Linked DNA regions of Homo sapiens: region 2 is linked to region 1. Evidence: chromatin loops called from intact Hi-C (ENCODE). Cell type or tissue: heart left ventricle. All regions are shown on one strand.

The links. A loop is a pair of places that touch in the nucleus more often than their neighbours do. Peaks named below come from ENCODE experiments on the same cell type or tissue, not always from the same donor. Only the 100,000 strongest peaks of a DNase experiment are listed, where the experiment ranks them.
Region 2: it touches region 1 in a loop (3-fold over the local background); 5 of 110 quality-filtered maps call a loop at or near these places.

What each region holds. Positions count from the first base shown.
Region 1 is chr5:125,194,700-125,202,699 of GRCh38, forward strand. The region is part of intron 4 of LOC101927421 (a long non-coding RNA gene); the gene reads left to right. Among named protein-coding and RNA genes, the nearest start is that of LINC02240, 290 kb to the right of the region's middle. In heart left ventricle, no CTCF peak of the experiment used is centred here; a DNase peak (open chromatin) is centred at 4,042; H3K4me3 peaks cover 1,151 bases; H3K27ac peaks cover 1,893 bases.
Region 2 is chr5:125,040,944-125,048,943 of GRCh38, forward strand. It overlaps LOC101927421 (a long non-coding RNA gene), which reads left to right. Exons shown (of 6, transcript NR_109882.1): 2 at 1,214-1,296. Among named protein-coding and RNA genes, the nearest start is that of ZNF608, 300 kb to the left of the region's middle. In heart left ventricle, no CTCF peak of the experiment used is centred here; a DNase peak (open chromatin) is centred at 3,038; H3K27ac peaks cover 846 bases.

The DNA of each region.
Region 1 (8,000 bases):
TGTCCAATCCCTCACACTCTCAGGTGAACTAAACTATTGAGAAGTCTGCATTTGCTACCTTCTGACAGTACAGTATTTTAGAATATTAGCTTTGAGGAGATGGATGAATTAGTCAGAGGTAAAGCTGATTACTATTATTTCAGTGTGGTCCTATTAATGCAGGGAAGAGAAATACTCAATTTTGTGGTCATAGAACGCACACAGATCTCTCCACGGTCATCTTACCAAGCTGCCTCAGTCTCCCAGGGTGCTTTATAACAGAGTACAGATGTTTTAGTACAAATCCATCACCACCACTCAGAAAAACCATGTTAATCAGAAGAAACATCAAAAGCATCAGCTTGGAATCCCAAAGGAGCGGTGGCAGGTGCAGGTAGTGTCACTGCCTCTGACGTGCTGGGGCCGCATTCAGAAGGGATGCTGTCTCTACTGGCAGGCAGAAAGCACTGAGGCCTGAATCACTTGAGTGAGCAAAAGTTTTATCCGAAATATTCAGATAACTTGGGCAAAAGCAAATGTTTGGTTTAAATAGAGTAGATAAGAGACTCAATTTTTCATTTTGCTTTTGTAGATAGGACTGGGTTGATCAACTCAGGAAGAAAGGGAACAAGTATATCCTATTTAAGACTCTAAAATATTTGCCGAGATTTACTGCTATTTCCAAAGAGTCACATAAAGACATGTTGGATATAAAATATTTTATATCTTTAATTGGACTCTAAATTCCTACCATGTGGGGATTATCATTTTTTAAAATTCATTCTATACCTAGCATATTATGGATCACATAGGGACCAACCCGGAATTGTCTGTGAAATAGAATTATTGAATAATTGCATTTACGAACGTCGTCTTCTTTTGGAAGAATATTTCACCTCCTCCATGTCTGCAGATAAAATGCTGATGTGCTTTTTTCTCTTGACATCCAAAATTACAAGTTAAACAAAACAAAACAAAAGTTTGAATGGAGTCAACACATCCAAGTGAATTGAAAAAAGAGATGATATTGAAGTCAGAACAAAAAATGTTTTGTAATTTTAAAGAAAACATAAAGCTGAAGCAAAGCAGCAATAGAAAATGCAACAAATAATCAATTTTTCCCCCACTGAATCTAGGTGCCTTTAACATTGTCAAAAATCACACCAACACCAGTGATACACACAATTTGGATATATTTTGTTTCAATGATCTTTCAGCAAATATTGTCTTGAGATAACTCCATGCCTTGTGACAGTTCTATGATCATTTAAAACATTAAGCTTCAACCAAGGTCAGAGAACAAAGAGAAATGCAAATGCACATATTTAAAACTAACAATGAATCTCACCTTCCAGGAAAAGGATTGCACTTCTACTAGTATAATGGAAAAGTATAGACAGGAAAATATGGTAGAAGCTCCTCTGTTCTCTCTCTCTCTCTCTCTCTCACTCTCTGTCTGTCTCTGTCTCTGTCTCTCTCTCTCTCTCTCTCTCTCTCTCTCTCACACACACACACACACACACACACACACACACACACACACGCCATACTTTATTTTAAAAATATACAGTGAATTGGCTGTTTGGAAGTAACAGGCATCTTAATCTGATTTCACCAGAGTTTTAGGGAATGATTAACTCTTACATTTGCAAAATTGAGTTAGAATGTTTAATACAATGTAATATGAAATTGAAACAGATGAGACTTCTTCATAAATTAAGTGCCTGGAAGATTTGGAAAACTTCTGAGAGAGACATCGTGTGAATTTTTCCTCCCTGCATGTCCGCACTGCAGGTGCAGAGTGGGCAGATAACACATGGAAGCCAGTGTGGCCCTATTTCCCCAGTGTTCACAGGACATGGGGCACAAAGGGCCAGCATCTTTTCGCTGTTGCTGCTTGCCATATTTAGTCACTGAGATCTGGAACGGGCCTGAGGAATGCTGAACTGAACTGTTGCTTATGTCATTAAAAACTCAACTAGGCAGAAAGCTAGGAATGGAGCAGTTGACAAAGATAAAGCCGAGAGCTCTGTGGCTTATCCTTAATTAGGTGTTGGCATTGGTTCTTGTCAAACAAGGGGAAAGAGAGTGTGCTGTAGCACACGGACGCACACAGACAGCCCTAGTCACAGTTGGAGAGAACACAAAGTGCATTCAAGCTGGCATTGAAAGGGATTTAGATAAGTACTCGAGGTAACAAAAATCGAAAAAGGAGGATGATAGCAATGGAAGCTTTAGATGAATTGCAACTGAGTGCACCTTTATTACAGCTTATCAGTCTCCAGACAGCTACAAACCAACCTTCCTAGTGCATTTCTCTTCGTGCTCTCCTGGATTAAAGGTCAAAGTAACTCAGATTTATATGTTCTGTCGCGCGGTCTCAGTCTCTCCCGTTGCTCACGTATATGGAGCCCATATCCCAGGGATTTGGTATCCCTGGCATGAAACTTTGCTCCTTGAATGAAGCAAAAGCCTTTCCTCATTGAAAAGGGTCCATTTTTCTAAAATAACTATCTCATAGGAAGAGGTTGCAAATAATGCAATATTAAAAGATCTCAAAGATGCTACTGGCATAAATACACACATGGCAACGTGCCAGCTCTAATCGTTCTTGTCCATAATTATGGTTATATTTTGCATCGATCTGACATATTCAAAAGCTAATATTCTGGTTTATTAGAACAGAGTCTATATGTATTCTCAACATACACAAAAGCTGTGTGTTTTCATAATATGTATAAGCACTTCAGACGGTAAGCTGTGCACATTGCAGCTAGCAGATGGTAGCTCTTATCACAGATAAAAGCACATATATATGTTTCTGTAACTACACCCTCAGAGAGAACGGATAAGAGAAGAATTCTCTCCACATCACAGCTTACATTACCCATCTACTTAGGCAGCAAACAGCATATGTTTTACTGCTGTGGAAAGGCAGTACTTGAGAGGAAAATATGATTAAAATAAACTTAGAGATAACCTGATGAATAAATACAAAAAACCCCTCTGTGTTAATTGAAAGTTAGGGTGTGTGTGTGCATGTGTGTGTGTGAAGGAAAGGATGTCTTAGTACATTCAGGAAGTAAGAAAATAAAGAGTACATCTTTCAGTGTTGCCGGGTAGAATGCAGGATTCCCAATTAAGTCAACTTTCAAATGAAAAATGAATAATATTTTAGTATAAGTATATTCCAAATTGTGCATGCTCCATATTCCATGCAATATTTGAGACATTCTTATACTAAAATATCATGAGTTGTTTATCTGAAATTCAAATTGGAGCCCCCTAGTCCCCCACACATCATAATTTATTTATTTATTTTGCTAAATCTGACAACCATAGTTTTCAGCTGCTGTTATTAATGGTTTTAATCAGTGTTCCCAGTGTTCCAGGTGAAAGGACAGCTATCAACAGGCAAATCTATTTTGGAAGATATGATTTCAAATATTTGTATGCTTTTTCTGTTCATACAAATCCAGCAAGGATTTTGAACATTTATCTGAATGATGCAGTCAATAATAAAGCTAGTATGGATAACTTAGGAAATAGATCTCCCCGCCCCACATCCCCAGTTTTAGATTCTGGTTTGGAACTATTTGGATAATTATTTCACTTCGGCTATACAAGCTTATCTTTTTTCCCCCATTTATGAATTTGATCTATTATTTTAGACTAAGATCTATTTGCAGTCATAAAATAGGAGACAGGCTTTAAACACTCTACAAGTACACATTTGTATTCTTATGGTGAGATAGGCATTCAACTGGAAGGTTAAATGGAGTTCAGATAATTTCTTTTTTTATTCTTTGCTCTGGCTTTTGTCTCATGTCTTTCAGCAAAAGTGAATAAAGATGTCTCCATTTTACACCAAAAGATTCAATTACTTTTCAAATGCTGGGTCAACATCTGCAGATGAACAATCTTAACCAACGTATTTTGATTCTACACAAACTTATGTGACACTTTTGTTTTCTCTCCAAGAGCAGAGAATAGATTCAAGCCTGCTATTCTGAGCTGGAGCTTCCACTGCCACTAGCACTGAACTTTTGGCAGGCAGCCAACCAATCTCTGTAGCCCAGTGAAACTGATTCCATCTGCTCCAGCAGTGCAATATATTCCACTTCAGGTCAAAAGCGGGGAGCCAGCAGTATTAACATTACACTAATCTGTAAAGACATTTTCACTGGGCTAGATAGGCTAATGTTACACAGGCTTTCAAAGCTTCAAGGGTAAGGAGCAACAGTAATTGTCAGGGGAAGATACAGTAGGCAGTGGATTCTTGCTGAGAATATTCCAAGATAGTCTAGATGAATGGTTCTAAAGAATGAAGAAAGAAAGAAAGAAATACCTTTTAAAAGAGACAAGTCATTTGCTATCTTGTTAAGCAGGTATTTCAAACACAGCTTTGGATCATATGTTTAGCAATTATAAACTCTATTGTCCTTTTTTTTTTCTCATTTACTCCTGTATCCCCAAAACTTCTTAAGCACACACGTTTACACACACACAACCTCAAAGCCTATTAAATAATTGATGAGAAGTACAATCTCTATTTAATCTCTATTTAAAAAACCTAGCTGGAAATAAATTGCTTAGTATAACCTTGGTGTTATAAAATGAGAACTATTTCCAAGCTCTTAACAGATTTGTTAAATAAAAGTGAGCATGTGGCTAACCCCTCCTCCATCTTCTCCTCCCCCTCTACTTCATCCCAGCTACCCCTCCCTGCTTTTCTGTGGTTTGTAGAAAATATGCATAGTTTGGGGATACACAGCTCTATAATCAATTGCTCTTTAAACATAAGATACCAAGGACTTTATTATAGGCCCTTAATGGAAAATACACTGAAGGAGAATACTCTGAAAGCAGATTAATGTATACGATGGAAATTTAATACCAGTAGCAGAAAGGGTCTTTTTCATTTCCCTAGTTCTTTGGTTGGGGGGAGAAAGGTAGTTTAAGATTCATGCCTTCAGGCACATCAGAAGGCATTAACAACTACATTTCAGGAAATTGTAATGTATAAAAATTCAATTTAGCCTGCTTGATTTTCTTTTAGTAGAAGAGGAAAAATGTTTGGCTGGAAATAAACCGTATGAAAATTCCCACAATTAGGAAGTATACAGCTATGTTTTTGCTATAATTTGATGTTATGCACAGTTGACGTGAAAAATTACTTTTGTGCTAGAATGATAGATTTCCCTCTAGATGGAAATATGCTATCTCTGTAATTTAAAAAGTAACAAAACCCACACATAATTTCAGTTTTCTTTCCTTACAGAGTAAGTGAAAATCTAGGGTTATACAAAGTTTTCACTTATCTTCCTCTTTTTTAAACTTAAATATGAAAGCTGTTTGGAAATTTGTAAAACTATTGGGCTTTTCAATCTCAGAAAATAATGAAGTAAATTTGGCAAGCATTTTTATTGTACATATTTAACACTTACTCCCTCCATTTATTCCTTGTCATAAAAATTTGGCTATAAAAGGAACTAAACTTACATAGAATTGAAGACCTCCCCTTCTTTTTTTTTTTTTTTTTTTTTTTTTTTACAGTTCTCCATCTAAATGGAAAATTCACACAGGGTACAGGCTAATGAATATGCATGAGTCTTCATGCATTGATATACATATGATTTCTCGTCTATAAAGAACGGTTTGGAAGACTTGTTATCTGACCAGAAAAGCCTGTAGTAAGTTGAGATAAAGGATGCTGACTCCAATCCCCTCAGCCTTTGCAACTGCTTTATATTCTAATCACTGCGCTAAGCATCTGTCCCCGGCAGGCAGCTTGTTCAATCTAGCAGATAACGAATGCAGCCCAATGGTGGCTGTGCTGGCCCTTCCCCACGCACGCGAGGAGCTAGTGTTCCATTCCTCTGATTACACAGGCAGCGGGAAAGCACTCTCAGAGCTGTAATTGCCTCCGTTTTGAAACATCTTCACCTGTTAGCCAAAGCTAAGTTGAATCACAGCAGAAATTATTAACAGTGGCTGTTTTCAAGCCAGCTTAATTTGAGCTGATGCTGCTGTTCACTTAACCCAGATGAATAGGTGTGCAGGACGAGAGTCTAAGCAGAGATGACACCCCAATGAATATTCGCTCGCAGCCCTGCTGCGGGGAGCTGGCTTGCACAACAACAGACGATTGTTAAAAAGCTAAGGGGGACTGGGGCGTTGGACGGGACTGGCTCCTCTTCAGGCACCTCTGTGCTCGTGAGAACTTCCTGACTGATGGCTGCTTTTAACAGCTAAATCATTTTTTCAATTAGTTTCCACAAATGTTGGCAAACACAGACTGTTTTTGGGGTTGTGCACAATGGTGTGAGAAACACTACCCTGCTTCCAGAGTGGCCAGAAACACTCTTTTTCAGAGAGCTGAACAGGCATTAAAATTTAATGGTCTGCTTTCATTTTCTCCGCAGTGTGCTTCAAGATGATTATAAATTACAGCATTCTGCTTACTTTTGACGGAATAAGTCATGTATCAGCATTTGATTTAGAAGCTATGTGTGCTTGACATATGAAACACATCTTGCAGATGTGATTTATCACAGAGCTCTTTTTTTTTGTTTCAGGACAAAATAGCTGAACAGGAGGCTCACCATTGTGACAGTGACCGCCATCCCCACAGTGGGGGTATGGCTGTGGCTTCCGAAGATTGAATCTTAGGAGTCTGAAAAATCTGAATTTATCTCTATTTTTCAAGTTGAGGAATTCTTTTGTTTTTCAAAGCTCAACATGATTCCTAAAGATCTCACTCTTTAAAAAAAAAAAAAACAAAACTGCTGGGAAAAGATGGGCAAGGCATTACTAAATATGGGAATTTTCTCCCAAAGTTAGATGGGGTGTCACAGAGCAAGACATCCCCCTGTAATGCCAGGGCAATTTGGGAAGCTGCTGGCTTATAGGGCCTCTGATGCAATATGACTGGCTCAGGAGGCAGGTTGAGAGCAGATGGGGGATTTGTCATTTGGATGGGTATGAGACTAGAGGGATGGTCTATAAAGGCAAAGCCTGATTCTGCTGTCAGCTAGTATATTTCTTTGCCTCTGAATCTATATCTGCTGGTGAACTGAGCTGCAACATGGCCAATCCATTCATTTCAGCATCTCTTTAGCAACAGCTCTGATGACTGTCGCCAAAATAGTTGTGTGAGGACCCACACTGATCATGAAATGATTTAACCAAACAATCAGCTGGGCCATGCTTTATTTACCAAGTCTGACTAATAACTATAACAAAGCTGCAGAAATCCTAAATATTATTTCAGAATCACATTTCCCGTAGAAGGTGTAACTTGGAAGTATATTCCCCTTCTTTGTCTCCTACTGCATCCTTTGCATCCTTATAAAACCAAATTCACGTTTCACCTTACCTCTTCTGTGTAGCTTTATCAGCACCTCCTGTTAGTTATTCATGGCCTCTTCTCTTTGGACAGTCTATTCCAGTACTTGTGACACCGTACTGTAATTATCTGTGATCTTTCTTCCTCCCCCTATGTTATTCTGTAAGACCTAACTCTTAATCATCTTCCTCTCCTCAGTCCCTAGTATACAGCCTGACATAAAATAGGCTCTCAATAACATTTTTAGGTGAATTAATGTTGAATGAATATATAAATGAATGATTATTTCAGTCAAAGGAATATGTGAGAGTATATAGCAGGCCTGGTAATAGTCCCTTAACATCTCTTTCTCCTTTTCATATGGGAAAAGAAATCTCAGTTTTTAGCTGGGCACGTGGCTTCCTGGAATTAAGACTTTGTTTCTCAGCCTCACCTGCAGCTAGGCATGATTATTTTCTAGAATGGGTCAATGGGATGTAGGTGGAAGTGGTATGGTAATTTAGGCAGTGTTCTTGAGCACAGCTGGACAGAGACTGTAATGGCTGCAGCTCTAGCAGTCAGTTTATACTCCAGGGTGTTCTTGGGATTGAAAGCCCTGTACTGCAGAACAAGATTGAAGGAATTGGGGGTTCTGGTACCACAGAGAGCACACTAACCCTGGCCTGATTACTTA
Region 2 (8,000 bases), 150 kb before region 1:
TTTAGAACTCAGTTCTTACGTTCTTTAGGAGTAGTAATATGTACCCAAATTTTAGCTATGATTTCTAAAAAGTGAGAGAATGTTGGCCTAAGATGATAACAGAATTTAGCACTGAAAGAAAAGTTAGACAGCAGTCAACGCAGGGCTCTGAGAATGGTGTTTTCTAATCTACTTTGTGAATAATGAGCTCATAGGCAAATAATTTTGGGAAAACCCCGAGTAAGTAAACTAACACAATTTTCTTTACAATATAAAGGTACATTGCAAATCTAAGGAGGGAGATATGGTAATTAGTGTTTCCTAAACTTATTTCACCATACAACTACCCTTCGCATGATGATATTTATTGAAGTTCTCTTATAAACAGTGTTTTACACTGAGAATGCTGAATAATTGGGTCACAGTGAAGGTCTAGGACTCTCAACACTGTTTATAATGTAGTAAGCAGATAAGCAGATGTTTTATCTGAACTGCTTTGTACAGAATAAGACAATTTACTTAAAAAAAAAAAAAAAAGAATCTCCCGCCTTCACCTAAGTTTGAGCGCTTCCCACCACCCCCCACCCCGCCCCCGCCCCCAGCAAGCCTGCCTTTCCCCTTGGGAATACACTGTCAACAAAACACAGCAATGAAATCAGCTTCATCACTCTTAGTATCTCTTCTCCCTTTCTTCTGCAGTAAGATAATACCTGCTTTTTAACAATGGACTTCCAGACTAAAGGTTATATATTCTAGCATAGTAGCTGTTGTTTCTCAGTGTGTAGTACAATTAAGGGCAGAAAAATTCAAATTGGTTCTTAGGAATATGAAGAGATGCCTTATTAGCAGAATAAAAAATATTAACACTTGATAATTCCCAGAAACATAATGGGCTCATGTTTGACTGCATTTTGAATCCCTACAGCTCTCACATCTCTTTAATTTTTTCTACTGTTGTTTCCTGCATTCACTGAGTTAGCATTTCTCGAATATGCTTTGGGCTCTGTGTTTACTATGACAGATATGCCATGCTTCTTGTTGGGGGCTGGACATGGTGGATGACATCAGTCACACAAACTGTTGATTATAACGAGTAGTATGTGCAGTGATGCTTTATGCAGGGTACTATGGGAGCACAGTGGCACTCTTATTCTGATTAACCTTGTCACTAGTAAGTCATTTTAAATTCTCAAGACTTAGGACAGTGTTTCCTACTTTTGTTTCCTCCACACAGCATGGAACAGTTCTGGGAACACAGCACTGATAAAACTCTTAGGGATGAATTTACCTATACCTGTGTTTCAGCCTTGTGATCTGGTGAGTATTCAGCTAATTTTCTTGTGGTCTTTTCCTCCCTTTGTTAGGCAAAAATTATACAAATGTAAACCAGCTGAGTTTTACAGTGTGGTTTGATGGCAGCAAGTTTGAGAGGGACAAAATACCATTATGACCACCTGCCAAAATTTCCCTTTGCAACCAGGAAAGCCAGACCCTGACATGCAAAGCCTCTTGGACATCTGGAATGAATTCCTTTTGTTATGTGTGTATGGGTGCTTTCCAAGAAAGGGAAGTTCCAGATTTAAGAAAGGAGTGAGAAACTTTTATCAGGAAAAATTATTCACAATTAAGAGGTACTTTGCTCTAGCTGTGGGTCACAGGAAAAGTTTACAAATGTCCAGTGAATCTGCTTCTTGACTTCTCTGAGTTCTGCAGTCATAATGAATTGTGTTCTTCCTTAGCTCTTGACAGAAGTCACCCTCTAAAGTTAGATCTGAGCAAAGAGTCTTAATTGGCCGATAGATCCCAAGTGACTTTTGGTTCACATATGGAGAGCAGTTTTGTTATGTCAAATCCCAGCAGTTTAGCTTTGTGTCTAACTCTGGATAAAAATGTTGATATTAAACTGGTAGCAAGTAAAAGCAATTCTAATTTTATGTTGCATAAACTAAAGCTCCTTCTTTTGACAAAAACTAAAGGATTTAAAATTACTTCTTGTTGATGTCTCTATAAAACTATGAACCTTCTAGAGGCTCCAATATATCGAATTACATACACATGTACATTCACACCTACAGAAGTCACCTATCTCCCTGAATGAATTTATGTTTATGTAACTACTTACATACTTGTGCCCAAAGGCTTATATTCATGAATGGAAATGGACCCTAGCTGATGGTATTGAGCAGTAAAATTTTATGTGAGAGTTTTGGGTCTTTGCTGCTGAGATAGGAATCTTGCTGAATTTTAAAGGTGACTAGTTAAAAGAAATAAAACATAGTTCACCCTTTCAGTTGGAGGAGAACAGAGTATTTAACAATAGGTTTCCTCTTTGAACTGATGTTCCATGGGAAGAATGGCTGATAATAAATGGAAATGGTGGCTCGAAGAATGTTGTAAGTTTACTTCCTGAGAGAAGTCATTTAGAATCTATCATTTCTGAGGCAGATATAATTTCACTGATCCTTTTGTCTCTTTATATTCTTTTGTCTCTCTATATTCTTTATATCCTGCAGATTTGGCACTAGTTACTATATTTCTTTGTGTTGACCCTGGTCAAATGAGCTTGAGCTACATTATTGTTGTTTCTTGTTTTTCTCTTCTTTTTTCAATGACTCACATTTTCACTAGATTAAGAATAATATTAACCTCTTTTTGGTGTAAAGTATAGCACTGTGACATGTAATATCTCATTGTAACTGAGCTTTGCAATATATTTGCAAGGAAAGTAGAGGTGGTAGCAATATCTCTGTTTGGCATATGAGGAAACTGAGGCTTAGAGAGCCTAAGTGAATTTCCTAAGCTTTCACTGCCAGGACCAAAAAGAGCTCCAGCTTGGTTCTCAGTCTCATATTTCAGATGCTTTTTCCAACATACTTCATTGCTTTTACTGGGCAACTGGCTTTCAAACATGTGGTGTGCACAGTTGGTATGTGTGGGACATTCAAGTGAACTTACCTAAAGGCAACAGAATAATCATTTGGAAGGACTGACCCAAATAGACACAGCTCTCTACCCGTGTGAGCAGCAGGTTAGAATGTGGGCAGGCAGCCCAGAATGTGTCTCCTCCCGGGCAGACAGACAGGAATCTCTCTGGAGACTGGCCAGGAGGCCAGAAGGTCTCCCAGAGACTCAAGAGGGCTGCCAGGAGGAATCTATAATGATTCCATTTTAGGTTTAAAGGACATTATAGTCACAGCAGGCGTATCTAGTACTATACATGATGCTGACACAAATGCACATATATTGGCGTCTGATGTAGATAGATGATATCTTGCTGTGAAGGGTGAACGAACAGGCAGTTTTCTACTTTTAACTTTCAGTCAAACCAATCAACATAAACCAGCCAGCAGCGTATGTGGGATGACAGATACTTCCAGATCTTTGCTGATTGCACTAGCCGGATAATTAATTTGGGCATAAGTCATGGTTGGACTCCTCTGCCACTGCATGTTCAGATTTTTCCCACGACTGATTGTGGCAGAGGCTGCTAATTTTCTACCCAACATCCACTTCGTTCTCCTTTTTCAGTAATAGGACTCTGTTTTTGTAGAGGACAGCCAGAGTATAATTAAAAGACCATTTTCTACATTTCCACTTTGCAGCCAGGAGTGGCTGTGTGGGTATGTTTTAGTCAGTGAAAGGTTAGCAGAAATATGTAGGACTTTTGGGAGATTTTCTTAAAGAGAAGTGGATTGACCTCCCTTCTTGCTGCCTGGAATGTGGGTGTGCTCTAGAAGCTATCTTGTAAGTGTGGTGACCAGGCTGCCATCGTAGGAATCTAAGAGTAGGGGACAGGCAGGAGCTTGAGTCATCCAAAACTCCATGAAGCTGCTTTGACAGTCTTGGCCTGCTGACCTCCAGACTTATTTTGTGTGTAGGGAAATATGCTTCTAGCTTGCTTAATACGCTGTGGTTGTTCGTTATATTGCAGTGGGGACCTTACACCAAGTGATGCCTAGATGGGCACATGGTGCTAGAAGAGATCTAAAATGCGATAAAAATACAGGTGAAAAAAGATTTTAAAATATAAAGGAAGAAATAATTTGGGGTCTAATAAGAAAAGAAGCGAGTGATTGTAGCTGGGTGATATTTAACTCCGCTGTTTTCCAATTCTTTCTGCTCCTGCCCTTTGCCCTACTCTTTAGGCACCACTGCCCTGATGGCAGAAATGATACAGAGAGCAAAGTGTCAAATTACTGGCTTCCAAAGGTCTGTGTAGGCTCTTAATAGTCTATAGAAAATATCATAATGTTTTTAACTTACGTGACTTTATTATGGAGAATTTACAACTCACTCAAGAGTAGGTGGAGTTGTATAGTAATCCTCTATACTCGCCATCCAGTTTCAACAACCATTCATCCTTGGTGAATCCTGTCCCATCTACACCTGCATCCACTTCTCTCTTCTCATTGCTTTTAAAATAAATTTCATATTTTGGCATAATTTTAGATTTATGGAAAAGTTGCAAAGATAGGACAATTTTCACATACTCTTTACCTATGTCTCCCTATCTTACGATTCCATGGTACGTTTGTCAGAATGAATATGTTAGTATTGATGTGAAACTATTAATTAAATCTAGACTTTATTCCTATTTCACCAGTTTTACCACTAAAATTCTTTCTCTTTTCTAGAATTCAATCCAAGATACTACATTGCATTTAGCCCCTTGTTATTTTGAAGCATATCCCAGGTATCAAGTAGTTTTACCTTTAAGTATAGTTGGCCCTCCATATCCATCAGTTCCACATCTGTGGATTCAACCAACCGCAGATTCATTTTTTTTTTTTGTTAAAGATGGTTGCATTTATACTGAACGTGTGCAGATTTTTTTTCTTGTCATTCCCTAAACAATACAACTATTTACATAGCATTTACATTGTATTAAATGTAAATCATCAAGAGATGACTCAATGTATGCAGCAGGATGTGAGTAAGTTATATGCAAATACTACACTATTTTATATCAGGAACTTGAGCATTTGTAGATTTTGGTATCTGTGGGCGTCTTGGAATGAATTCTCCAGGGACAACAAGGGACAACTGTATTTTAGTATACATCTCTAAAAGACAAGGACTCTTTTGCTTTAATGCAAATACAAAGTAATCATCACACCCCCAAAATAGCAACGATTCCTTAATATCGTCAACATCAAATCAAATATTTTCTTGTAAATGTCATGTCCTTCTTACACCTTTTTTTTTTTTTTTCTAATCCTGGATCCAAACATGACCTGAACAATAAGATTAGCAAATATGTCTTTTAAATATCTTTTATTCTATAGATTTCCCCTCCATTTCTCTCTTTTTTTCTTTGCAATTTATTTGTTGAAGAAACAAGTTTGTCCTGCAGTTTTGCCATCCAGGTTTTTCTGATCATATCCTTGAAGAGTAGGTACCTGTGTTACACTATGCTTTGCATTTTCATAAATTGACTGTAGAGATTGATCGGATTTATTCATTTACTTATTCAGTGAGTTTTGGCAATAATATAGGAAGTGGTGGGTTTTTCCAACAATAGGCACATACCATACTGTCTGGTTTTCTCTCTTTTTGGTGTTTGTGGCTGTTAATGTCCTCTGTTATAGAGGTTGCAAACTGGTGATATTGTAATTCTAACATTTCTTCTTCATTTATAAGCTGGAATATTTTTTATAAAGATCATGTTTTCTCCATCCACTTATCATTTGGTTATTGTGGTGCACACCATAGAAGAAGGCAAAATAAATGCTGATTTTTTATATACCTTATTTGTCACTTCTAAAAATAATGAGTTGGTTCACTATTAGCATCCTCCAATGTTGACCAGATAATTTAGAGTTCATAGTCAAGAAAATAAAGTGTTTCGTATGTGAAAGAGCAGGTGCTTGAGACAGAGTGTTTAGTATTCCCAAAATTTGTAGCTTGAGAGAGCAGACACCAAAACCCAGAGAGCTGTGAGCATGGAGAGAGAGACAGAGAGAGACAGAGAGAAGGAAACACCTAGATACATTTGGTAGAATCTGAGAGCTACAGACTTGGTGCCCCTGCTCTAAGCTATCCTCAAGGCCAATCTGGTACTGGAGCAGCTGGTATTGTCATGACAGTAGCCAATGACTAAGGCAGGCACTTAGTCAGGGAGTCCCAAGGACAGCCTCACTATGAGCCCAGAGCAGTGCAGAGAAGGTGGGTGCAAGCTCCTGAGTCCCAGTGGGGGCTCAGAAGTGCTGAGAGGACCAGCAGGCTGTAGGAGGCCTGTGGTTGTATGCGAACAACAGAGTTTGATGAATACCAGGTTGAGAGAATTTCACATCTAAGTCCAGGTGGGCAACCTATACCTGCACAGAAGCTGATGGGACACAGAGTGGCATGCGAACCAGACACTAGAAAATAGAGGCCCAGAGGAGAAAGAAAGATGGGCCTGGGGATAGGCCAGCCCTGAATTTGATCCGTTATTGCCCAGAAGAGATTATTTTCATTTTTTCAGAATTGAAAAAACTTAGCTCAGGGTTTCCATTTCCACACATTAGCAGAAAAACTATCTTTCCAATTCAAAGTTACATTCTAGTAAACTGATTTCACTTACATAGACATAAAGAGAGTAAGATGACTGCCCATCTAGGACTGTAAATTTAAAACTCTAGATAAGTATAAGCTCTTTAATGTTTGAAAGAAAGGGAGTCATCGGGGTGCTTGAACTAGTCACTCTGCCCTCAGGGAAGGAGGCAGAGAATGGGCTGGCCCCAGGGTTATGAAGTGGGGTAGAGATGGAGGGTGGAATAGGAGGGGCATCCGTTTAGGGTTCTGGCTGCTTTTCTCTTCAAAGGTTTGCTTCAAACACACTGGAATGTCATGGGGACTTAACTTGGTAAAGTAGTGCTCACCTAAGAAACCTCTGGAGAAAGTTCTTAACTGGCATTGTTAGACCTCACCTCAAATCATACCTCCCTAAATCCTGTATTCGTGTGTTGGGAGGAGCGTCAGTTCACCCTGCAATGTGTGTAGGGGGCAGTTGGATTTATTACTGTTATTTGCAAGATTCAGGTGTGTAAATTACCTTATATTTTTCTCAGCTCTATCTCCCCATCTGTAGAATGAAGGGAATTTGGCCTAAGAACTGGACAGGGTTCACCATGAGTCCATAAGTCTCAGGTAGCTGCCTCATCTACAGCTGTCATATTAAGTAACGTAGCCCAGGGGCACTCTTTCTTGCACAGATACTACAGCTACTGCCACATTGTATTTAGTGATATAAAACTTTCCCCCCAGGGGAGTAGAGAACTATTGCCTGTAGCATTTACTCCTTGTTCAAAGGAATTCTTTTTGCCCCTCACTCCAGCCATGGAAGTTTCACTGGACCGGATACTCTCAGTGCTTGGTCACATGATCCTTCCAAACAAATAAGAATTTTTTCTTGAGGCTTTTTTGTTTATTTTGTTTTCTTATTTACAACAGTGGGGACAGAATATTTTTCTCTGTTGATAGAACTGGGAAAATGTAAGATATTGGTAGTAGTGGGTATAGCCTTGAGGAAAAATTTCTCATGCAGAGAACCACAGTAAAGAGAAACCTAGAGAACCCTGTTTCATCAGAGTCCTGGTTCCTGTTAACTTCAGGCCTTTACCACCACCTTTACTGAGATTGGGAGATGCCAGACAACAAAGACCTCTTTTCATATGAACTAGATATAACTTACTTTCATTTGTAGTCAAAACAGTATTAATTAAACTAGTTAATGGGATCCAAAAAGCCAGTCACACATGGGGTAGAAACTGGGGAGGCCTGTAGAGTGGCTTAGTGTGAATTCCTGGCTCACCGCAGTGCTCCTTACTGAATGGCAGAATACTGGCCCTACTTTCACTTGGGAAAAAAATGAATTCTAGATAAACAAAAGAAGTGGGCCAATTGAGTTCAGGTTCCTTCCACAAATATTTTGAGCTACTGTTCTGTTTTTCCACGAAGTCCACTGTGTATCCCAGTCCTCTCAAAGCTCTATGACTAAGTAAGATTGCATTACGTAGAATTCCTTTTATATTCTTTTT